3 separate regions of the Mus musculus genome follow, and regions 1 and 2 are each linked to region 3. Evidence: chromatin loops called from intact Hi-C (ENCODE). Cell type or tissue: heart. All regions are shown on one strand. Each heading gives the region's core, and the rest is flanking DNA. Links, peaks and the distances in the headings are about the cores only.

Region 1 (8,408 bases), core at 1,809-6,808, 240 kb after region 3:
TCAGTGATATAGAAACTCAGAGAATGAGAACCAGTATGCCCTCTGCTATTACCCAGTACCTGCATGGGAGTGGTATAATGACTACTCACTTCTTAGCATTTCCCCATCTCTCAATAAACTCACTTGTAGACAGCAACTGGAGGCTGCCCAACAATACCCTGTTGTTTATATAGAAAATGTGCATGCTTCTAAGCTGCACATCCCTATTCAGCTGGCTCATCACTTTTCAAGATCTGTCCAGTATAAGCAAACACCAGCCCACAACATGAGATTGATTTGCTGAATGATGTATGATAATCAGGAAAGGACATTGACTGAAGCCAATGGAATCATGGCAAGAAGTGTCCTACCCTGTCCATGGCATCAAGAAACAGGCAAAAAGCTGCTGCTTTTCTATTCCTTTTGTGGGTGCACATTTAGAAAACATCAGGTGGCTGGTAAGACAAGCTGGCCTCTAGGCTGTTAGCAGGGCACAGGAGGTGGAATGGAGCAGCAGGATGTGAAGCAGGCCAGGGCCTGTAGCAAGTCCCAGGTATGTGCTGAGAGGCAGGCACTGGCCCGCAGCAGGTGCAACACAGCCAGTGCCCAGCGGCCTCAGGAAAGGAAAACCTGCAGGTGCAGTCAGGACATGCCCTGAGCCTCCCCAGCCACGCGATTTTTTGAATAGCTGTCCTATCCTCATTGTCTGTCTGCAAGATTATGGTTTGCAGTGGGAGGAGATGCAAGAGAAGGAGTGGCTTGGTGGAGTCTCCAGTTCTAGAGGCTTTGATGACACACAGGCTGCTGCAGAAATTCAGGATGTCTGAGGGGGTAGAGCAGCCTGGAGGTCTGAGGGTGAGTATGTGTTAGATAACTGTGCTGAAGAAGGGGTGACCGTGGATATGCTGGCAAGCCTCCAGGCGACCCCTTGTCACCAGGGAGAATACTTCTCTTTCATGACATCATAGACGTTTGCTTTCCAAAAAGGGCTTTGATCCCAGGCCAATGTCTAGTATGTCTCTCATTGGCTTTGTGAGAAAGTGGAAAACAGCACTCAAACAAGCAAAGCTTTCAAAAATAGATGTAAACTTGCACATCCTCATCAGGGTGGCTTCTTGTTCTGAAGACTTCAGTAGCACTGAATGGGGGACAGGGCATGGGATCTCTGGGGGAAGCTCTGTGTCGCACTCTTGCTTTACTTTCTATTTTCTTCTTTTATTTTCCTTCTCTCAAAAAGAGATACATGAAAGCATATCCAGCCCTATTCAGTGCTGTTTCCTGTGGTCTGACACAGAGGAGATGGTCTGTATTTGCTGAAGAGCAGAGCAGAGCAGGCTTGGATCCTGAAGCATATCAAGATGGAAAAGATCACTCCATATCAGATCTCAGTTGAGTTCTTGTGTTCAGGCTATACTATGTTGATTCTCAGGAAAGCTGATGGGACGTGACTTTGAACACAACATAAATCAAGGGGCCAGATCTGTTCCTCAAAGTGTCACCCCATGCATCCCTGAAGGCCTGTGACATAGCACATGGGATCAACAAAAGGAATCAGAGGTTTTACTCCATCCACAACTCCATGGCTTTAAGGAGCTTCCTGTTCACTTGGGACATCAGAATTTGAAATACTCCTGAGAAAGCCTAAGAGGTCAACCCTGGACTGTACTGTGTCTAAAACTGGAATACACATTCCTTTTCCTGGAGGAAGAGCCAATTTGATGTCTGTCTTCAGGCACTATGTGTCTGGGTAAGTTAATCCAAGAGAGCCCAACTTTCTGAAAGGAAGACACCTAACCATACTACAAATGACAGGACATTTAGTTTGTTGTAAATATGTACCGGACATAGTGCCACAAGCTACAACAGTCAACTAAGAAATAACTGTAAGACTGCCTCACGGAAACTGACCAAGGGGTCACACAAGAATGAGCTGATTCTCTCAGTTCTTACTATAGCACAAGAGCGAGGGTTTTCAAAACTCCTTGCTGATCACACATTCTCAGCTAAAGAGAATTCTAGTACTCCAATCAACCGGTTGTAAAATTGCATGATTAAAGTGACTTAGGCTGAGACAGTTTTTCCTTCTTTAGAAATTTTACATACAGGTGGTGCTGCAGTCTTGGAAAGGGTGTCAGAGCAGGCTGATGCTTCTGAAAGGTGGCTAGCTACCCACTTCTGTGACATCCTGAGAAGCTTCTAGGGTTTTACTTCTTTCAGCTCACTTCAGCCATTACATTTGAACATTTGGCCTCACCACACATCAATATATCTTATACCTCCTTAAAATGGGCTTCCTTCTGCCCACAAAACTCCAACTTTACCTCTTCATCAAATCTCTCTTCCTTTATGATAACATCTTGATCTCTGCTAAGAAGGCAGAAGTCCCCTGCCCAAGCATTTCTTCCACATTAAAAAGTTTTACACTACTTATCTATGAATATTGCTAAGATCCCAGATACAATCACCTTATTGTCTAGTATATGATAATCACTATTCAAGGGACATCAATAACAAGTATGCCCAAACCAAACTCAGACTTTAGAGGCTCTGAAGAACCACAGGACACCTTTGGATTTCAGCTGCCCTTACCATGTAAGGAATAGACATCCACAGAGATAATCTATTGTGTACTGACTTCATAGTGTACAATGCAAAGCTAGTGTGACATGAACTGGAGGCATTTCTTTTTATTTCAGTCTTGGGTTTTTAAACCTTGATCATGATTTCTTGGATTCTATGTCTCAAACTCAGTCTCCCTTGCCATTGTCTTCTTGTCATACTCTCAAGTCCAAGAGCCCAACATTTCTTTCTTCCATCTTTTTGGCATTCTTTGCCCTTCTGTTCCTCCCTCCGTATGATTAACACCATGCATCAGGGGCTCCTGGAGTTACACTCATTAGGAAAAAGAAACTCATTTTTACTGCTATAAGGAAAATATACCATTTAATAATGACAATAATAATAATAATAATAATAATAATATATTAGTAATGTAATTCGTAAGGCCAGAATTTCTAGTAAGACAGGACAATTATTTTGTAGGATCATCTTGGTCATCATGTGTCTTAGGTACGATTTTACTGCTGTGAACAGACACCATGACCAAGGCAACTCTATAAAGACAACAATTAATTGGTGCTGGCTTACAGGTTCAGAGTTTAGTCCATTATCATCAAGGCAGGAACACAGCAGCATCCTGGCAGGCAGCTGGAGCTGAGAGTTCTACATGTTCATCTGAAGGCTGCTAGCAGAATACTTGCTTCCAGGCAGCTAGGATGAGGGTCTTAAAGCCCACACCCACAGTGACACACCTACTCTAACAGTGCCAAACCTTCTAACAGTGCCACTCCCTGGGTGGACCGAGCATATACAAACCATCACACTATGTAACCTAGTTTCCTAAAAGTAATGGTTCTAGGGCTTCATTATGAGTCCAAAGCTGTCAAGGTTAGAAAAGACATGCCTCACTCCATGTAAACTGCAATGTCTTTATTACTTGTGTGACATTTTAATACTTTGCAGATTACTTTTATATCCATGACTTCATTTGATCTTTACAGTCAGCCTGGTGGTAGACAGAGCAGGTATAGTGACTAACAAATGAATGGACCTAGGTCCAGAGAGGTCAGCAGACCTTAGCTCCAGAGTCAACAAAAGAGAAGCAAATGTGGCAAAGGCTGTGCTCAGTTTGGTAGGAGGAACTGATTGCACAAATGACCAAATAGAGGCTTGTGTGTTCTGAGTGCTGATGATTCACACGGAGCCCTCTAGCCAGTGTTTGCAGATATGAGAGAAATAGTGATTTCTGATGGCATGACTCTGTTTCTGTGGAGAGCAGCCTGACCCCAAACAGCCAGGGCCAGAGACACTGGAGTATAGACCTTCACAAATACTGTAGGTCCTAGAAGGATGAAAGGAGCTTTAAGTAAGTGAGCTACAGTAATTATGTTGGCTTTAATGGAGCAATACCTGCTTTTGTTGTGCTATGGTGCAAAGACCTAATTATTCAAACACAGCCATTAGTTCCCACACAGCAAAGATGACGGCACATGTTATAAAGATACCATCTCTTGGACACTTGCCCACCAGGCCCAGTTTCTAAGGCTCTTCAAACACAAGGACAGCTCTGCCAGAAACATCCACCACATATCTTTGGACACCAGAGCCCAGAATTGACCAGTGACATCTGAAGAAGAACAGCTGTGGTAATGAATGTTCCTCCTTCCACAGCTTCCTAGTGAATCAAGGGCTGGTTAGAATGGAATGGCCTTGACTACCTGGGGCTTACTGTGTCCTGATCTCAGTTTCACATAAGCAAACACTTTCCACTAGGGCTCAGCAATCCATTTCACACACACACACACACACACACACACACACACACACACACACACACAGAGACTGAAGACAAAACATTCATTTTATCAGAGGACAAAATGTACTCAGAACTCAGAAACCTGTCCAACTTCTTGCTGCCACCACCAGGAAAGGAAAAAAAAGTGGCTCACTGAATTGTAGGTACTCTATTGCTTAAACTTAAGCACTCAAAAGCAGGCACCAGCCTGCCTGCATTTTTCCTATCCCAGCCCTTCAGTGAGTAACTGTTAGGAAAACACAAAGGGCTTTTAAAAGTTCAAAGAATTTTTTAAGTGGATGCATCATTATTACCACCAAACATCTCAATACATTGACTTCTATAAACTAAAACAAATAAAAAACTTACTTTGAGAGGAGACCAAGGGGATTTCACTGTACCAACCATAGCAAGAAAATTTTCTAGAAGAGGTATCCCTCAAGGCTTTCTCATTTTTTCCTGTGTGTGTGCGAGCACATACACACACACTCAAACACACTCATACACACGTGGACACTTGTACATATTCACACTCACACAATGCACACTCATATACTCAAACACACACTGACATAAATACTCACACACTACACTCACTCACGCACACTTACTCTTATACATATTCACTCACTCTTTGTCTCCCTCTCCCTCCCCCATTCTCTATATACAGACACACACACACACACACACACACACACACACACACACACACACACACTGTCTCTGTAATTGGCATCCTTCCCAGAAGCTAGAAAATTGAAAGCAAAAGTAGGAAAGATTCTGGAGCTGTTTCTCTTAAAAAAGGCTTTGTCTATAGTCTTGTGTTGGGCTTCCTTCTGGCTTCTTCGGTGTCTACCAATGATAGAAGGAGTGTCTATTTGTCTGAAAACTGCAGACTGCAGATTTCTACTTGTAAAAAGAAAAGCATGGAAGGGTTGAAAATGCAGCTCAGTGGTAAAGTACTTTCATAACATTTTTGGTTTGATCATCAGTACTGAATGAGGAAACCCTGGAGGGAGGGATTGAAAAACAGATTAGTTGTAATAATGAGAAATCATGTCTTGCCCTAGCATCAGGGATTTGGTATGAACACTATCATTTTATGCCGAGGGGAGGAACTTACATACACCAAATGGAAGTGCAGCCCTCCACATGGCCCTGGCAAGTCCTACTGGTGAGAAATGCTCGGGGCCGGTGTTCCACATGGAAATGCAAAATCAAACTTGCAAGGATGAAGGGTGAGTGCTCACTTTTTAGGAGAACTGAATTTCAAAAAACCTCAGAGGTTAAGGGAACTTTCCAAGTATGTCAGCCTTAAAACAGCACACAGCATAACTGACTAATTAATTAAATTTCATTAAAAAATAGTCAGAATGTAAGCAATGGGATATATTAGGGAGCATGGTCTCTTACTAAGAACTGGAACAATTTCCCATATCTGACAAAGACCTGAAATCGCACCCAGATCCTTCACAGTTGTCCTTAGAGCAAATGCCAAGAAGGGAGTAAAGCTCTTATAAACAAACAAACAAACAAACAAACAAACAAACAAGCTGGTTCTGTATGAGAGTAACATAGAATTCCATAGTTCCCAGGCTTTGAAACTAGGGAGTTGCTGGGTACAGGACTGAAAAGGAAGTTGAGCCAGAGTCTCTTCTTCCTAGCCTACAGCTAAGGGCTGAGTCTGAAGCATAAAGAGCATAGTCTTCAGCTGGAGACCAGCACACACACAGGTTCCATGAATGCTTATTGCCTTCAGAAGCAACACTGTCAAACACACAGTAAAACAGCTCTGGGAAACAGTGTCCTCTGCGCAGAGAGGACAGAGCTCTGGAACTGAGTCTACGAATTCTTCCCACAAAGCTATCATCTCCTCCCTAACTAGTCACAGTCCCGTCTGTCATTCAGTTCGGTCAAATCCCTAATGCTACCCAAAAAGTAAGCATTTTAGTTTTCTTTGGTTATCTTTTTTCAAAAACTGAGTTTGCCTTTTCTCTTTGACCATGGAACATAGAAGAGTCCTGCTGTCTACACGAAAAAGCACAGCACTTGGCAGATCAAGACTTCTCATGTGCAGAGATGACATAACCTTCTAATGATCAAGAGAACACTTCCATCTGCCATAGCCCCTCACCCTCTTGTCTTCCTGAATGTTCATCTTAAGAACCATGACCTTAAGTGGCCGTGTAGCAACTTAATTAGGACCAAAGGCCTAGCCCACATGCCTGCAGGGGACAAAATTCCTCTGTATAAAGAGAATGTTTTCCACTGTGAGTATTTACACTAGGAGGGCAACCTTGAGACCAGACAAAGTGGTAAATCAGACCTTCTGTATGGTGCCGGGAACCAGGTTGAGATAAACTTCTAGGGTCCCAGGGAGTGACCTGAAGGAAGACAGGGCATGTGGTGAATTTAAAAGGTTTGGGGAAATAAAATGCTTTTGGCAGCTTTTCCAGGGGACAAAGAATATCTGAGAACATGTTGGGGGGCATTTACCCTGTCTATGAATTCATTTGAAAACTACTGTTATAAATATGTAAGATAAATGGGATTAGAGGAAAGCAACCTTAATGTAATAACTGTAGCCAAACCCTCCTTGATTAAGAACTCCCAAGGAAGTTTAAATCCTACTTGACATAGAATATAAACTTGGACAAACAAAGGTATTATGAGATCCACCTTGGTACTCTCAGACCATCACAGGCTAGTTGACAGTCACTTGTGTTAATAGACGTCTGGGTCCATGGAGAACCCAATCAAATGACCAAAAATCTCTGGGCAATGTGTACAGGCAGGCCACTTAGATATTTGTATTATAAGCATAGTCATGGGACAGACTGAAAATTTAGTCAAAATGTGGCTTGCACATCCAAAGACATCTCTGTAGAGAAATATTTTTACAAAATGTTTTGCCCAGATTTGCTAATAAAGAACACCAATGATTATTTTCTATTTTCTTAGCAAATTATAAACAGGTTATTTCCTCAGAGACAGGTTTTATTTGTTTGTGTTTTAGACATGGTATCACTCTGTAGGCAAGGCTAATATAACCTTTGTATTGCCAGTACATCAGACATATACCACCATGATTGGCTCCCAAGGACTTAGTTTTGGTGGTCTGTGTCTTCATAGAGTTATCCACTGGCCAATGTTGCTATTCACATAAGACATTCCTGGAAGCCTGTCAGTACACAGGCTCAGTAAGAATTACCTTCACCTGACTGAAGCATTGCTCACCTGCTCCTACAAGGCTCCACATCGCCAGCAGGGACCTGCACAGTGAGGATGTTGTCATTATCCTCAGCTATGTACACAAGCGAGTCCTGGCCTGCTGAGAGTTGCCTCAGGTAATCACAGCCCCAGACACATGGTGCTGTACAGGAGCCAAGCAGCACTTACACCCTGCACCCCACAACTAGCTTCAGAAAGCCAACACTCCAGCCATAAGAGATGTAACCTAGTACCCTATTGCAGATATACCTGACACTTCTCACACTGTGGCTATAGGTCTCCTGTCAGTACCCCATATATCTCTACATCAAAGAAGGGAGCTCTAGAGTCTGAGTTCCTCCAGGATCACATTGTCCCATCCCTTCATAGCAACCATTCCATTTCAGTTTATAGCAACACCTTTCATCTTCTCTGTTCAGTTAGCAGTAGCTCTGAGTGCATGAACAGCCTCACACTGTGTGACCTTCCAACTGTACCTAATCTAGATTTGCAAGAAACTACCTAGATACGTTGTGTCCTATCGCCATCTCACACGCCCACCTGCTGCTTCAGAGGATGTTTCACCTGCTGCTTCAGAAGTCCACAGAGACAATTCTGAGTGAATTAAGTAGCAGATATGTAACTTCTTTTGGAGAAAGTGGTTAAATAGAGATACTATTTCATTGAAGAGATCTGAAGGCAAGAAAATAAATTACTAATTTCTACCAAAAAATCAGGTTTCCAAGACCTAAAGTTCTTGTAGGTGGCCCGGATGAAACCTAGAGAGCTGTAGTTCCTCAAACCAGTGTGGCACTTCAGCCTCTTGATAAAGCAACTCTTCTGAAATCGTGCCCAGGCTACTTTG
Region 2 (8,408 bases), core at 2,121-7,120, 590 kb after region 3:
TTGGATCCACCTCTCACAGGCCAAACAGACTCCAGATAAATAAATACTATCAGCCAACAGCCTGTTTCCCCACATTCCTATTCCCCTGATTTCTGATTGTAGGATCTTTCCCTCTTTCCCTCTTTCTTTCCCTCTTTCTTTCCCTCTTTCTTTCCCTCTTTCTTTCCCTCTTTCTTTCCCTCTTTCCCTCTTTCCCATGGGTCTCTAAGTTTCAAGTGTACACACAAGATAAAAACTTTTCCCTAAACATCTGAACTTTACCTTCTGTCCCTAGAATATTGTCCCAGTAGATTTCAAATTGACTGCAGAGTGCTCTTGCAACTCCACAACCTCATGTGTTCTCTCAGAATCTCCATCTCAGAAGACCTCAGGTGGTCCAGTCTCAAAAACTGCTCGAACTAGACATGCACTTCCCTTACCCCAGCAAAGTATGTAGAAAGTAAGCAAACACCCTCCCCTCCTCTCTCCCTCTTTTTCTCTCTTCCCAGCCTTGTTCAGCATTCCAACTTTCTTGAGTTTTCAACAATGATGTCCCAATGTCAGCAGGAAGTGGTCATAAAAAGATTACATCCCCCTTTATCATTTATTGTCAACCAAAAGGCTGAGATATTAGGTTTCAAACCTGGGATAAATGGCTAACTCAGATGCCAATTCAACATACCCCATTCCCTTTCTTATCTAGTTCACTTCACCCATTTGCCTTCTATGACTATTTTATTCCCTCTTCTAAGTGAGAGTCAAACATCCTTACTTGGGTCTTCCTTCTTTAGGTCTGTGGAGTATGACATGGGAATTCTATATTTTGTGGCTAATATTGACTTTTAAGTGAGTACATACCATGCATGTCCTTTTAGGTCTGGGTTACCTCACTCAGGATGATATTCTCAAGTTACATCCATTTGACTGCAAAATTTATTATGTCTTTATTTTTAATAACTGAATAGTATTCCATTGTGTAGATGTACCATATTTTCTTTATCCATTCTTTGGTTGATGGACATTTAGATTGTTTTCAGTTTCTGACTATTACAAATAAAACTGCTATGAACATAGTTGAGCAAGTCTTTGTGGGATGGTAGAGCATCTTTTGGGTATATGCTCAGAAGTAGTATAGCTGGGTCTTGAGATAGAACCATTCCCCATTTTCTGAGAAACTACCAAATTGATTTCCAAAGTGGTTGTACAGGTTTGCACTCCCACCAGCAATGGAGGAATGTTCCTCTTGCTCTATAGCCTCAACAGCATGTGGTAGCCCTTGAGTTTTTGGTCTTAGCCATTCTGACCAGTGTAAGATGAAATCTAAGTGTTGTTTGATTTGCATTTCCCTGAAAACTAAGAACTTTGAATAGTTCTTTAAGTGCTTCCCAGCCAGTTGAGATTCCTCTGCTGAGAATTCTGTTTAGGCCCCATTTTTAAATTGGGTTATTTGGGTTGTTGGTGTCAAACTTCTTGAGTTTGTTATAAATTTTGAAATTAGCCCTGTGTCAGATGTAGGGTTGGTAAAGATCTTTTCCCAATCTGTAGGTTTCTGCTTTGTCCCATTGATAGTGTCCTTTGCCTTCCAGAAGCTTTGCAGTTTCATGAAGTCCCATTTATCAGTTGTTGATCTTAGAGCCCGAGCCATTGGTGTTCTGTTCAGAAAGTTGTCTCCTGTATCATTGAGTTCAAGGCTATACTTTCTGTTCTATTAGAGTTAGTATATCTAGTTTTATGTTGAGGTCTTTGATCTACTTGGACTTAAGTTTTGTGCAGGGTGGTAAATATTGATCTATTTGCATCCTTCTATATGAAGACATGTAGTTAGACCAGCATCATTTGTTAAAGATGCTTTCCTTTTTCCATTGTATGATTTTGGCCTCTTTGTCAAAAATCAAGAATCTATAGGTGTTAGGTTAATACTACATCTTTAATTTGATTCCATTGATAAACCTGTCTGGTTCTACCCCAATACCATGCTTTTTATTACCATTGCTCTGTAGTACAGCTTGAAGTCAAGGATGCTGATACCTCCAGAAGTTCTTATATGGTACAGGACTGTTTTAGTTATCTTGAAGGGTTTTTTTTCCCATATGAAGTTGAAAATTGTTCTTTCAAGATCTGTAAAAAAAATTGTGTTGGAATTTTTATGGGAATTGTATTGCATCTGTAGGTATTTTTCGATAAGATTGTCATGTTTACTATATTAATTTTACTGTAGTCCCATGAGTATGGAAGATCGTTCCATTTTCTGATTTCTTCTTCAATTTCTTTTTTCAGAGACTAAGACTTAAGTCTTAGTCACTGAAATAGAAAACATAGCCAATTTATTACTATGGTCCATTTTATAGTTAAAATGATTTTATAATAAATTTTAAATGAACCTTATCTTAGGAGTCAAGTTCCAGGAAAACCCAAAACAAGTAGAAGCAGATTCAGGAATGATGTCTCTGAACCATCACCTGGACAGGTGAAAATATATGAATGGTTATTTGGATTTTAAACAAATAAAAAATAAGCTTTGACATTTTAAAATGTTTATCTACTTAGAAACTTGTATCAGTCAGTGTTAACTGTGTCGTCAGGTTGCAGTTTCCACATGTAAAAAATTGACAGTCAGTAGCATTTAGGAATATGTCTGGGAGGTTTAAATAGACAAGCTATGGTAGAAGGGCCTGCAGTGTCCCTGAATGTTGTCTCTGTATTTATCTGCTCCTTGTAACCATCTAACTATAGAGCAAGAAGGTTGACTTCTGAATTACTACATGGATGTGCATAAAGCTGTGGCTCCTTTTAGCTCTCTGATTGATGCTCCAGTAATGAGCTATGTGGAATGTTGTGTGGGTGGCCACAAGGACAGTCTTAGTGCTTGAAAAGTAGAAAACAGGTTCTAAAGATGTCAGGAATGTCTCATCTCACTCAGGACCTGAAAAGTTGCCCCCCACCCCCACACACACACACATACAACTTCCTATCTGTGTTTTGCCTTCTTCTTTGTGTGCATGGCATCTTATGTGCATTTCTCCTAGCCCTTGAAGTTAACTACTACTCTCATTTGTAAGCATCATGCTGGAAATCCAAGGATCCACCACCAGAGGCAACCATGAAGATGATATGCCACAAGATTGCACCTTTCTTACATCCCTCACAGAGGGACTTCTTATGGATTGGGCGCACTATTATCATCCTCTAGACACAAAGCCCATTCATTCTCTCTCACAATGAAAAGGTCAGCTCAGGAACTTTGGGAAGGTCGTGAAACACTCGCCCCTCTGGAAGGGAGAGGCTAATTAGCATTTCTCAAACTACCTATGGGTGGGGACACATTCACTGGTTGAGTGTTGCTCACCTTTAGACAAGGGAAGTCCTTCTCACCTCATTCCCTAAAGACCAATCAGTTTAAAGGGTTCACTGTTATGCCAATCATATTGTACCTAGTTGCTGATGCTCTGTCCTGCCCCTGGAAACCATATAAAAACTCACCAAACTGGTGCTGGTGGTCACCACCTCTCCTTCGGGTCTGGGACAACCCCAGAACAGTGGAACAATACATTCCTCTTGCTTTTTGCATCAATCCTGGCTCCACATGGTTCACTCAGGGGGTCCCTGGTAAGCTAAGGCTCCCTGGTGTCTTACAATAACATGCACTCTCAACAGTGATACCTTTCATCAAGCAAGCCATAAGGAGACCACAAAGTAGTCTAGAAAAAGCAATACTACTTAATTATAAATATGCAAAGGACAGAGCAGTGAGAGTTCAGAGAAGTAGAGAGAAGTAGGGGATGAGATGACCATCATCAGAGCCATGGCATGAGATATCAGAGTATCCTAGACCCATGTCACAGAGTCTCTTTCTAAGAACAGTAGCAAATATTCTGTCCTGGAAGCCATTGCCAGTATTCATGTATGCATGGGAGTAAAGGGAGCCTCCAAATTAAGTAGTCATTAAGCCAGAGGCTCAGGAAACTAGAAAGACAAGGACCTCTGGTTCTTAGTGATGAGTGTGGAACAGCTTACATGCACATAGACTTTGCTTCCATACTCATCTTGATGGTTTCCTCAGCTCTCTTCACACTGTACCATCTGTGTCCTCACCATCTTCCTATCATGGGTACTGATTGTATTATTTGGAGCCTGAGTAAGTTGAAAGCTTGTCTTCTAAGAATAATTTGGAAAATGGAAGACTCTCCATCACTCAGAGGCAAGCACTTTCTGGGCTGGCCTCCACAGTTAAGCCTTCTAAGGTTTCAATACTTTGGCTGCATAATACAGTCAAACAGAGCCCAATCAACAGGAGGAAGCCAGCTCACCAGGAGGTGAGCAGATTCACTCTACCTGCCAGAAACCTGAGATCAGTAATACAGAATAATCAGAATACCAGAGATCTCTAAAGTATCACATTGTGTAACAAGTGTGGCTGCTGCACTGCTCCTGCCTTCTCATGTCTCCTCTACTGGTCTGCTAACAGCCCTGTAGACCAGACCTCTGTGACTCATGACTCATTTGGTTAAATTTTTTATGCATTTTAGCCAGGTTTCCTTTTCTCAATTACTCAGCTGCTCCCCACTGAGTGAGGTCAGATAAGGAATGCTCCCCATACTTAGCCATCCTGTATGCAATCCCAGCAGCCCTTTCATCATTCCCTAAAGTACTCCTCTCCCACAGAAAACCTCTAGCTGCATTACACTCCTGCTTTTTCTGCCGTTGCTTCTGAACATTTTTTTGTTATGTACATTTTTTGATATACATTCCTTTATTTTTTTATATGTATGATTGTTTTTGCTTTCAAATATACATGTGTACCAGCTATGCTTGGTGACTACTGATGGCATTGGATCCTCTGAAACAAGAATCATAGGTTGCTGTTAGTACTGTGTGGAAGCTGGAAACTGAACCTGAGTCCTCTGCTGCAAGAGCATTAAGTACTCTTAACTCCTGGGCCATCTCTCCACCCATCCCCCCTATTATATTTAGAGTCCTTTGAGATTCTGATGAAAGACATGGAGCAACCACCCAGTAGTGCAGCAATGGCTGAGCTGTGTAGTTACCCTAGATCTCTGGCTAAACACTTTCTTTGTAAATGTTTCCAGAGCTCCTGACACAGTGAGTATCACTGATCATTATTGTAGAGAGTCTCGTAACAGCGCCACACTGTGGATATTACTAGACTCTTGGCAGGAAAGTAGTCAGGATACACCCTCTGGGTGCCTGGCCCTCATTCTCTTAACCTTTCTCCTACCAGGCCTGAAGCTGGGTACAAACATCCAGAAAAAATAAGACACATGGCTTGGGGAGAAGGGAGGGATTAGAAGCTATGTAATTCTATCTAATATTTGAGGCTTGGCAAGGGCGCCTATGGGATTTCATGAAAACCCCCGAAACTTTTTCATTTCAGAGCAATTAAGCAGACCCCAGCGTCCTGGCTCCACTAAGCCGTTCAGCTCTGGTTTTATTGCCCGTTTCCTGCCCTCTTGCCAGCACTAGCTCTCATCTTTGTGCTTGAAATAAAAAACCCACTCTGTTTTGGTGCCACAGAGGCACCCACAAGCAAATGTGGGCTATCTAACAGGCCCAGGCAGGCTGATGGCGCACATGTGGCCCCAGGGTCCCACAGGCACTGCTGTGTGTTATAATCAGAAACATCCAGCAGTAATTTAATAGTTCCCACCAAGCAAAGAGGCAGAGTGGAGCAGTTCCTTCCTCCATATACTTAACCCTTTGAGGAGGAAAGAAGGGTCAAAAGAAGGAGAAATTCATCTTTCTACTTGCTACCCAGGGACTTTTTGCTTCTCTTTTTGTGTATAAAGCTTCACTGGCTCCCAATTGTTGGGAAAGCTATTCTTGCTAGGATACCATCTTCCAGGGCAGTGTCCTACATGCACACAATGTTGTACTTATAAATGATAATGGGTGAGAACTAAGGCCACATCTGTCAGCATGATCTCTGGGTTACAGAGATCATACCTCTGGCCTGGACTACAAGTCTTAGGTTAGAGGAGAGAAGGTCTCTCTCACTGGTCTCATCCTAACCTGAAAATGAGTTTAGGCAAGCAACGAAATTACAAGCATGAGCTCTGGCAAATTTTGTCTTCGAAGATTATTTTAAATAAATTTCCATTTTGCTAGTATTCTTGACTAGAAACTCACCACTTATTTTTCTGTGTTGATTAAGAATGGTAGACAAAGGAGATGGCTCCATCAGTAAAGTGTCTGTTTAAGAAACTGAATATGGATATCCAGACCCCATGTTAAAAACAACAACAAAAAACAAAACAAAACAGAGTGGAGGTACTGAAGCATGTGATTACAACCAATGCTGTGTAAGGAATCAAGACAAGCAAATCCTTGATGCTTATTGGCCAGATGATCTAGCCAAATCCACAACTTCAACATCATCAGGAGACTCTGTCTCAAAAAAAAAAAAAAAAAAAAAAAAAAGAGTATATAGTGATTGAGGAAAGGCATTGACTTTTGGCCTCCATATGTATGTACACACATGTGCAGGGACACACATTCATGTCAACAACTATATACACTATACAAACACACAAAATAAGTTAATCAAAATTCAAAATTTTAAAAATGAATGGTGACAATTAATGGTAAAGTGACTTGTTATCACCACTTATCACCACTTATAGACAAGTAAATGCTGGCCAATATGAACATACATATGTGAACACACAAACACATATGTGCCCACATGTTATACCACTTCACAAATATTAATCTTATGCTACAGTATGATAAAGCTCATGAGGCTTGAAATAAGTTCTTCAAACTTGACTTCACTATTTAAACATTTTGAAAAACATGAAATGTTGAGTCACATCTGTCCCTTCCTCTGACTTGTGGCCATATTGCCTAGCAGGAATGTTTATGTCTGTTGTCTTAGACATTCACAGAGCAGCATCTTTAAACTTTTTATTGGAGCCTTTTTTAGTTAGTGCTTCAAAAAATTTCTACAGTATATTCTGATCATATTTATCCTACCATCACCCCTCCTAGATTCATTCCTGCTTCTTCGAACACCTAACTTTGTGTCCTCTAGAAAAAAAATAATAAAACAAAACCATCAAGTACAGTTTGTACTGCTTATACACTCTTAACTGTGTGGCTTTCCACTGAAGTGTGGTGGATCCACCAGAGGCACACCAGTAAAGAAAATGGCTCTTCCCTGTAGCTGCCTGCGGCCACTGGTTACTGGGTTCCTGACAGTAAAGATGGGGTTTTGGATGGGAAAGGCTGCGAGAGAAATAATGAGCCAAGACAAAGTTTTCTGATCAAGGCCAATGTTTACTTAAGAGTCTGAGCTTATAGAGGGGGAAGCCATCCCCCACCATGTCAGGATCTCATTGCTTTGTGAGGATCAATGTTTTGTCAGGATAGTGTTAGAACAGATTCAGCCTCTCAGCAGGTAGTGGCATCTTGGAGGCAAGCTGCAGATGTGGCAGAACAATAGACCTTATCTAGGTCGGAAGACTCCACCCTAAGTGAGCTAGCTGGCAGTGGCAGAGCAGGTCTGAGCCAACCTGCCTATTTTCTCTCTGTGATGAGATTTTTGTCTAGCTTGAGATGGTGAAGTTCTTGTTATGCTGTCTCAACTGCTGTGAATCCATATATGCGTCTGTCTTGTCCTATTCAGGAAATACTGCACTCTGTACTCTTTCAGTGCCTCTGACTCCTACACTGTTTCTGCTTCTTCTTCTCCAATGATCTCTGAGTCTTGGGAGAAAAGCTTGTGATAGAGATATCCCCTTTAGGGCTCAGCATTATGGTGTGTGTGTGTGCGTGTGTGTGTGTGTGTGTGTCTATCTATCTCCATGTCACTATATCAATTTTTATTTTTATTTATAGCTAGATCACATGGTATATATGTGTCTGTTTTTTCAGGCATTCCCACACTGATTTCCATTCATCTTTTCAAGCCAAGGGGACCTACAGAAGCCAGGGAGTCTCTCAGTGACACACTTTACTTATCTTTAAGAAGAAGACATTAAGTATTTGTCTTATAGAGACTTTATTAATTTAGGAGGAACTAATATTCACATCAGTAGTGTGAATATCAGTTTAAAGAGTTGATAATACTTCACTTTGTGTATTTGTGTACAAGTTAGACTGTGTTGATTGAGGCAAATGCTAAGAAAATTCTCTAAGTGGGTGGGGAGTGGGTCACACAGGGTTCAGTAGAAAAAGATCCTGGGGATAAGGCTGGGGGGAAGGGGACATAGTTGCCTTCCACATGGGTAGAATCCCTTAGAAAGACTCTGCAGGTCACTCAAGGGACACATCTGAGTGTGTCTGTGAGGTTGGGAAGACCCACACTGAATGTAGTAACCCCACTCTGGACTGAAGTATCAGGCTGAATAAAAACGGGAAAGTCAATGTGGCTAGCCTCCTTATTTTCCCACTGTAGTGCCTTTTCTGCCATA
Region 3 (8,408 bases), core at 2,331-7,330:
CAGCCACTTTGCTGAAGGTGTTTAATCAGCGGTAGGTGTTCTTGGGTAGAATTTTGGTGGTCACTTATGTATACTATCATATCATCTATAAATAGTGATACTTTGATTTTTTCCTTTCCAAGTTGTATCCCTTTGATCTCTTTTTACTGCTATTGTTGCTCTAGCTAGAACTTCAAGTTCTATGTTAAATACCTAGGGAGAGAGTGGACAACATCTTCTGAAGAGGCGAATGGGGATGGGGATCATGTGTAGGGAGAATGATTCTGGGAGAGAACTTGGAGTGAGAATCTCAATAGATGGAGGGCATCTCTGGAAATTAGCTGGAGAGGAGGGGTTCTGGAGAGTGATCCTAGCTGAAGCTCCTACCAGCAGGGAAGTTGAAGAATGAACAAACTATCTCCTATAGCCAGGTGGGACTCCCATTGGAGGGGTGAACATCAATGCACCCACAAAAGCTTCAACTCAGAATTTGTTCTGCCTACAAGATGTGCAGGGATAAAAAGGAAACAGAAATTTAGGGAATGGCCATCCAATGATTGGTGCAACTTGAAACACACCCTATGTAAGATAACTATTAATGATATTTTGCTAGGCTTTCAGGCAGAAGCCTAGCATAACTGTCTCCTGAGAGGTGTCATCCAGCAGCTGAAGAAAACAGATGCAGAGACCCACAGCCACACACCAGGTGGCACTCCGGAAGTCTTGTAGAAGAGTAGTTGATAGAATTGAGTGAGCTTGAGGGGTCAAGGTCACCACAAGAAGACCTAGAGTCAACTCACCTTGGCCCATGGGAACTCAAAAGGTTGAAACATCAAACAAAGAGCATGAAGGGGCTGGACCTAGACCCCTTATATATTTTTAGCAGATGTGCAGCTTGGTCTTCATGTGGTTCCTCTAATCATTGAAGCAGAGGCTATCTCTGATTCAGTTGCTTGCCACTGAATTCCCTTTCTCTAACTAATACTACCTTGTTGAGTCACATCGGGAAAATGAATTGATAAAGGACTTTGAAATGTTGACAAAGTCACTCATAATGATCATGTAACCACCATAAGTGTGAATACACCTAGCTATTCAGTTTTAAAATAAAACGTTATAGTATTAACTGTGGAAAGTCCAAGAGACAATTATTCCTGAAGATTTCAGCATTCCTTTTCATCAAATAGTAGGAAAACGCCATGACAATTCTAGCACCTGAACAACTCAATCAGTTCACTGCACTCTGCTAAACACAGAGAACATTCCAGTAGGCAGTAGTGGGGCACACATTGCCTTTCCAAGGGCTGTACATCTTTATGTATTTTCATAAAGATAATAACTTCAGATAACTCAGTCCTGATTCTAAGAAAATTAACAAGTAAGAAAAAATTCCTGGAAAATAAAAATAGAACAAGGTTATAGAAAAACTCACAGTAGAAATGAGATTGACCCAATGATGGCAGATACATAAGACATTGTATAATTACACTTCTAAGCATGGCAAGATGAATATGAAGGACTGTATTTTTGTTTTAAAGTAATAAAAGGTTTCAAATCAGTTACTAACTCTGGAAACTGAAAATATGAGCAAATTTAACATAAGCAAACAAGTAAGGATAATTTTCCTTCCTACCCTTTGATTGCCTAAGGTTGTTTGCTGAAATTTACAAGGCTGATTTACATTTAGAAATCCCCAACAACACATAAAAATAATTATGAAGAAATGAAACTAAACTGTCAAATAAAACTATGAGGGAGAGATAAAGATAAAATTTTTGGCATATTTCTGCATATATGGGTAGCTAAAATGTAAAATTCCTTGTGGGTTTTTGGTGGTGGTAGTGATGTATCTGTTTTCCTTTTTGAGACAGATTTTCACTGTCCGGTCCCAGCTAGCCTCAAACTCATGATTCTTGTGCCTTGACATCCTGAATTCTAGAACTATAGTTGTGTACTAAAATGAATGAACATATTCACATGTAAAATTGCCTCTAGTGTGTCATCCTGTTGATTTGATAGAGAAAATCGTATTAGATGCCAGCAGTAGCCTGTAGTTCCAGTAATCAATGACAGGGAACACTTGGGGAGCCCCAGGAGCTGAGTTCCTTGAGAGTAGAAAAAAATGAGCAGGCCATGCAAGATGGATCTGCAATGAAAAAGGAGGCAAACAAAAGTAGGTGCTCCCTCCAAAGGCACCATGAATCTTCTGTGATGGTTATTATAACTTACATAGCATGCCTAGCCGTCACAGTGGTTACTAAAACGCTGGAACTGGAAAAAGAAATGTTCATGTTACCACCAAAAGAGATCAGCATGATCTCCTCAAGTTTTCTGATGAAGAACTGGAAGAAGCATGGAAGAAAGGTTCCTTATCAAAGCTGATGAACAAAGATTGGTTTGCACCAAGAGCCTTTTTCTTTTATTTTAAAATATTTCTGTCTATCTCTATGTCCCTCTGTCTGTCTATCTATCTATCTATCTATCTATCTATCTATCTATCTATCTATCTATCTATCTATCTATCTATCTATCTATTGCTATTTACTGTATGAGGATGTATTGCATGTAGCTTTTCCTACCCCACCTAAGCTCCAAAGCTCCTGGAACAGGCCGTGCTACCAGCCCCCACCCAACTTCTCTTGAGCCCACAGATAAATCACACACACACACACACACACACACACACACACACACACACACTTGCTCAATTTTAACTTTCCCTTTGACACAACTGCTGGGCACTACTATAGCCCACCAGGAAAAACATACCTTTATCAATATTCTTAGCTCCACACCTTCCAACCTGCCCTCAACTTTAGTTGCTCATTTACATCTAGTCCCAGCTAAACATTCCCAAGTACCAGCTTGTAGGAGCAGCCTCAGGCCACTGCTCCTCCCAAAATCTCACATGGCGCATTGGCTTTTCTCTCTCCAAAGGACATCAAACTCTCCCTCATCTCCACTAGCCTCTAGGGACCCAGAAGTCCCACCTATCCCTTCCACCTATCCATTGGCCCATGGCTTCTTTACTGACAGATCAAGAACCAGTTGGGGAACAGGACCTTGGCATTGGAACCTACAAGGATGTTCCATGCCATGGTGCATGTATGGAAATCAGAACAATTTGTACAAGTCACTTTTCTCCTTCCATTACATGAATTTCTGAGACTGAACTCAGCTTTGCTTTGATAGCAAGAACCTTTACACAGTGATCCATCTTTCTGATCCTGCTTCAAGAGCTTCATATGAACCTGTTGTGGATGGCTCTGGTGATGTGTTTATTTCGATGTTAGTTTTCCAGAAGGGGCTATCTGGAACAAGGAATGAGTCACATTCTCAGGTGACTTCTTGTGAATCTTCCTCCAAATAAATAAAGGAACCAATCACTGGGTAAGTAGGAGGGACTTCCAGGTTGAATGGAGAAAGAGAGGAAGCAGGAGAGAGTTAGGGGCTTTTTGGATTGGGATAGAGAGAGGACAAGATTTAGGTCCTAGTATCTCTGAGCTTATATGGCAAATCATGGCGGATTTGCTACCGGAGGATTCAGATTTAATATGGCTTACAAGATTACAGGATTCTAGTTGTTGCACCCAGCGATATCATTGTTTCTGAACTAAGTTTGTGTGGTGTTTTCCTTCATGTGGCAATTTGGCTGGGTTCAAGGGAGAAAGGTATGGAGGCAAAGCATGGGTTTGCCAGATGTGCACCATGGGGGTTTTGAAGCACAAAGCTCGCACCATAACAACCCACCAGTGGGAACTTAGTGAGTGAGTTGGGTAGACAGATTTTGGAGCACTGAGTCAGAGAGTCTCCACAAGATAAAAACTGGCTGGCAAGACCTCAGGGGCTGAGAGTAGCTCGGAGAAATGAAGGAAAATGCCACTTTCTTTTACTATTTCCTGCAACATGAACTATGTATGTCTTCAAGCCATTCAGTGTAAGAAAATACAAAGTGTAAAGAAACCAAAGGTTTAGTAACAAATTATCTTTAGCCATTGTTTTTTCAAGGTAAAATCTGAGTCTTTCTTTGTCTTGTTGATCCTTCATTTGTTTAACTCACATATATGATTTGGCATAGAATCCTCTAGTAAAGTGTATTGAAAGTATACAAATATAAATTTCTGAGAAGATGAAGATAGTACAAAAGACCATACTACTTCCTAGTAAATAAAAACAAATAAAAGTAAATTTTTACACAAAAAGTAGCATACATGCCCCACAGTAGCTATGGTTACCTGCATGAAACCTCTACAAGACCAAGCCACTTAAAATTTTAGTATGGAAGGCGTTTATGGAGAAATGATCTTTACTAGGGACAGCAAAAGTCACTTTTCTTTAGAAATAACCAGTTGGCTCCATATTCCCGAGTGGATGGCCACACAAATGGGTAGAAGTAATTGAACTCCATGGATTTAAAGAAAAAAAAACCATGAACAAATAAATGAAAACCAAAAAGGAAATGAGGTCAGGAAGGAGATGTGTTATGGATGAGTTGGAGAGAAGAAATGGAGGGTGAATAAGATGAAGATATATTTATGAAAATATCAAGGAATGAATAAAGTATACTCACTGTTTAATATCAGTGTAATTTGATAAAGACAATTTGTGACTTTATTTTTTCTTCTAAAAACAAGGACAATATTTTATAGGATTAACAATATTTTATAGGATTAACAATTTGAGAGATGGTCACTGAAATAATGCATATAAAAATGTGTGGTATCTTGGCAAGCTCACACTAACCATCTGGGACTGCAGAGAAGGATCAGTTGCTTACAGAACTTTTTATTCTTACAGAAGACCTAAGTTCTGCTCCAATATCCATGTTGGGTGACTCACAAATCTCTATAACTCCAGCTCTAGAGAACTTGTCACTCTCTTCTGACCTCCACCGACACCTGTACGTAAGAGCACATACTTTCATGCAGATACAAAAGTTTTTTAAAAAGTAAATCTTTACTCAAAAAGAGGCTATTCTTAGCATTATCCATGATCATATGATCCTATAGAACTGAGTGTTGTCCGGTTCTATATTACAGCACTGTATTGGAGCCGAGCTAAGCTGGAAAAGGCATAAGGGTTGAAAACAACTCTGTGTCTATTACTTCATCCACTTCTAGATTTGGGATGGATGTGTGCATAGTATCCAAAGCCAGCCAGAGGTTATATAGTGAGAAGCTGACTCAAAATTAAAAATAAAAATATTTCTAATGTCTGATCATGCCAAAACTATGTTCACTTATAAAGTAACTGTAACTTGTGGTGCAATGTCACATTGTAAGTTTTAAAGTTAAGAACATACCAATAAATTTAAAACAATTAAGTTTATTTAAAATTGAAGTGATTAAAAAATTAGGATGTTTAATGTACAGTCGTGTTAACCTATTTTCCACTAGGTGGCAGATGTTGTCAAGAAGTTAGAGAAAAGAAAAGAAAACTCTATCACTTCCAAAGCTGACCAGTAGGTGTCTCTTTGCAACCACGTATCTCTGAGCCCGTGTATAAAATACAGGCAGGTATAACATTTTCCAGTCTTTCTTGTTCATTGGATAGATAGCATCATTATTACTCTGCAGAAGTATAAACCAAGCACTAAAGAGGTGAACTCGAGGTGAAGGACTATTCACATTGTCTCTACCCAGCAGGAAAGGAAACTCAAATTCTACAAGAGGAAAAAGAGGTTAAATACAGATGAGTAGCAGAAAGCACCCTATTAAATTTTTTTCTCAGGTTAAAGAAGACTTCCTATTTAAAATATCTCGAATAGTGCTGACCAAATGTGCAGATATTTACTCAACGAGTAGCATTCCTGCTCACTTCTGAGAGACAGAGAAAGTTAGTAGATAAGGAAGGGTCTGTCTAGTGAATACATAAGAAATGATAAAAATCCCTAACCAGGGGATGGCATCCCGACATCATTTTCATTGGTACTGTTTTTATTCCAAATTCAATAGGTGCAAGCATGCGCACACACACACATGCACACACACCTGCCCAGCTTTAACGACGGGAAAACATGATCTCTTTTTCTGTCTTTCTCTCTTTTCGTGTGTGTGTGTGTGTGTGTGTGTGTGTGTGTGTAATTTTTTTCCATATTGCAACGACAGTCTTCAATATACAATTCGAAGTATATAAGCAGAATACTGCATGGCCATAGGATTCTGCTAAATTTGCCTTTTATGCTAGAGAATATTTATCTAGTTAAATGTAAAGTCAATTAGTATGTGTAGGAAATGTTACTTCTATAATTTTAAGGGATAGTTTACTTTTTCAGAGACTGAGTTGAATTAAAAATAAGGAGTGAAAATATGTCTAAATTCATATAGATATATAAACATGCACAAACCCACAAAGGAAATTATACCACTGTCAACGAAGCTCCAGTTAATATTATAAAAATTTGTTCCTATCCAGCATATTTTAAAATTAATAGTATTTTGTAGTAGTGTACAGATACTACTGACTAACCCAATGACTTTTCATCAATTCACGTTCTTCACAACAGGTATTAATGATCCTGCCATGTGCTGTGCCTCCAAAGAACTATGGTTCACTTTAGGGATGGGCCCAGCACTATATGGGATATCCTATTTTTTCATGGCCTAGGTATTTCACTTGGAAATAGATTGACTTCATTTTCTTAACATAACAGACAGCTTCCATCCACTATCTTTCTATATATGTGAAGACCTACATGTGTATAGTATAAATACCAACTATTCCAACCAAGACATTTCTCTGCTGAAAGAATATGACCATGTCTTCTCTGGAAAGAAAGGAAGGAAGGAAGAAAGGAAGAAAGAAAGAGAAAGAAAGAAAGAAAGAAAGAAAGAAAGAAAGAAAGGGAGGGGAAGAGGGAGTGGAGGGGGAGGGGAGGGAAGGGGAAGAGAGGAAAGGGGAGGGGAGGGGAGGGAAGGAAAGGGAAAAGAGAAGAGAAGAGAAGAGAAGAGAAGAGAAGAGAAGAGAAGAGAAGAGAAGAGAAGAAGCCAGCCCGCCTGGAGTCAGGAGGGAAAAATACCCCAAGAATTCAGGAAGCCTTGTGGGAAAGACTCAAATCATCCTAGTCAGCTACTCTAGAAAGTACAGGAAATGAGAGAATGAGAAAAATGAGATGGTATGAACTTTCCAGGGTCCCATGAGATTCAGGAGTCAGTTTTATGGGAAACAAGTCAAGATTACCTTCCAGTGGGTTTAAGCTTGAAGAAAAGTTATGAAGCCCACTAAAAAAGGCTATAGGAATTTGTGACCATTTATTTCCTTAGATTACATTTTAAACTCTAAGGTTTAGCCTTCCTTAATTTAACTTACCTGACATCTCTAGTTTGACTTGGCTGGGGTTCTCTTCCACAAGAAGTATCTCTCTTATAAGTTATTTCTATAACCTACCTAATTAAGGAACATCAGTTTCTCTCCAGCTTAGGACTAATTTCTTGGTTTGGCAAAGGCTACCCACCACTAACTTCAATCAATCAATCAATCAATCAATCAATCAATCAGTCAGTCTATCAGTCTATCTATCTATCTATCTATCATCTATCTATCTATCTATCTATCTATCTATCTATCTATCTATCCATCTATCCATCTATTGATTTATCTGTGTATGACTGTATGTGTGTGTCTGTCTGTCTCGCAGTCTCTCTTTATGTCTATTTCCCTCCTTTTCTATGAATACAGAATGAAGTATTTAAAATGTTGGTGTATCTAAGGACAAATCCCTGCCTTGCACAAACAAAATCTTGCAGTCTGTGACTAAAAGCAGCACCCCAATCTATTGAAGTCTGCAGGGAGAAACCGTTATAGCAGAGTCCTCCCACCTGGCCTTGGGTATGATAAGCTTCCATTCTTGCATTTTCATTACATCAGTTTAATATCAATTTTCCTCTGCTGTGCCCAAGCAGAGCTTCTGTTTAACATGATTTATGTCATCAGCCGGTGGACTTCCTCCTGCGGCCAGTGGGACACATCTCACATAGATAAGGCATGAATCAGATCAGTTGAGCTCAATACTGGCTAGCACAATCTGGAACACACAGGTTACTTGACTGCAGTCTGTAATTTAACACAACCCCTGGGTCCTTGGACACAAAGGGGCTGGTTTCCCTGTTTCAAATTCACTGGTTCTTTAAAAGCACAATGAATCGTTAATGATTTTTTAAATTGCAACAACTCACTTTAGCAGGTTATCTTCTGGCGTTCCCTGTTGTCATGTGTGGCTTTGTGCCCTCTTTCAATACTAGATAAAAAACAAACGGTGTGTTTTACTGGAAATTAGGTGGAAGGGGCAAGATTTCTTGCCCTATAGAGCAGGTGTCTAAATCTGAGCAAACCCACTAGAAATAGGTCAACTCAGACTCCAGCTCTGATCCATACTCATGGTAGCTTAGAAAGAAATCTAATACATTTTCTTGTTTTCTTGTCACCTGCAG

The links. Peaks named below come from ENCODE experiments on the same cell type or tissue, not always from the same donor. Only the 100,000 strongest peaks of a DNase experiment are listed, where the experiment ranks them.
Region 1: a loop joins it to region 3, with 3 times the contacts of the local background. A loop is called at or near these places in 3 of 42 quality-filtered maps.
Region 2: it touches region 3 in a loop (12-fold over the local background); 19 of 42 quality-filtered maps call a loop at or near these places.

Annotation. Positions count from the first base shown.
Region 1 is chr16:14,936,075-14,944,482 of GRCm38, forward strand. It overlaps Gm33696 (a long non-coding RNA gene), which reads right to left and starts at 4,809. Exons shown (of 3, transcript XR_384708.4): 1 at 4,703-4,809. It also overlaps a transcript of Efcab1 not described here. In heart, for the core only: no CTCF peak of the experiment used is centred there; a DNase peak (open chromatin) is centred at 4,087; H3K27ac peaks cover 328 bases; H3K27me3 peaks cover 447 bases.
Region 2 is chr16:15,289,979-15,298,386 of GRCm38, forward strand. No RefSeq gene overlaps it. Among named protein-coding and RNA genes, the nearest start is that of Gm41423, 180 kb to the left of the region's middle. RefSeq lists an enhancer at 4,492-6,068. In heart, for the core only: a CTCF peak has its summit at 5,144; no DNase peak of the experiment used is centred there; H3K27ac peaks cover 358 bases.
Region 3 is chr16:14,696,123-14,704,530 of GRCm38, forward strand. No RefSeq gene overlaps it. Among named protein-coding and RNA genes, the nearest start is that of Snai2, 5.5 kb to the right of the region's middle. In heart, for the core only: a CTCF peak has its summit at 5,428; no DNase peak of the experiment used is centred there.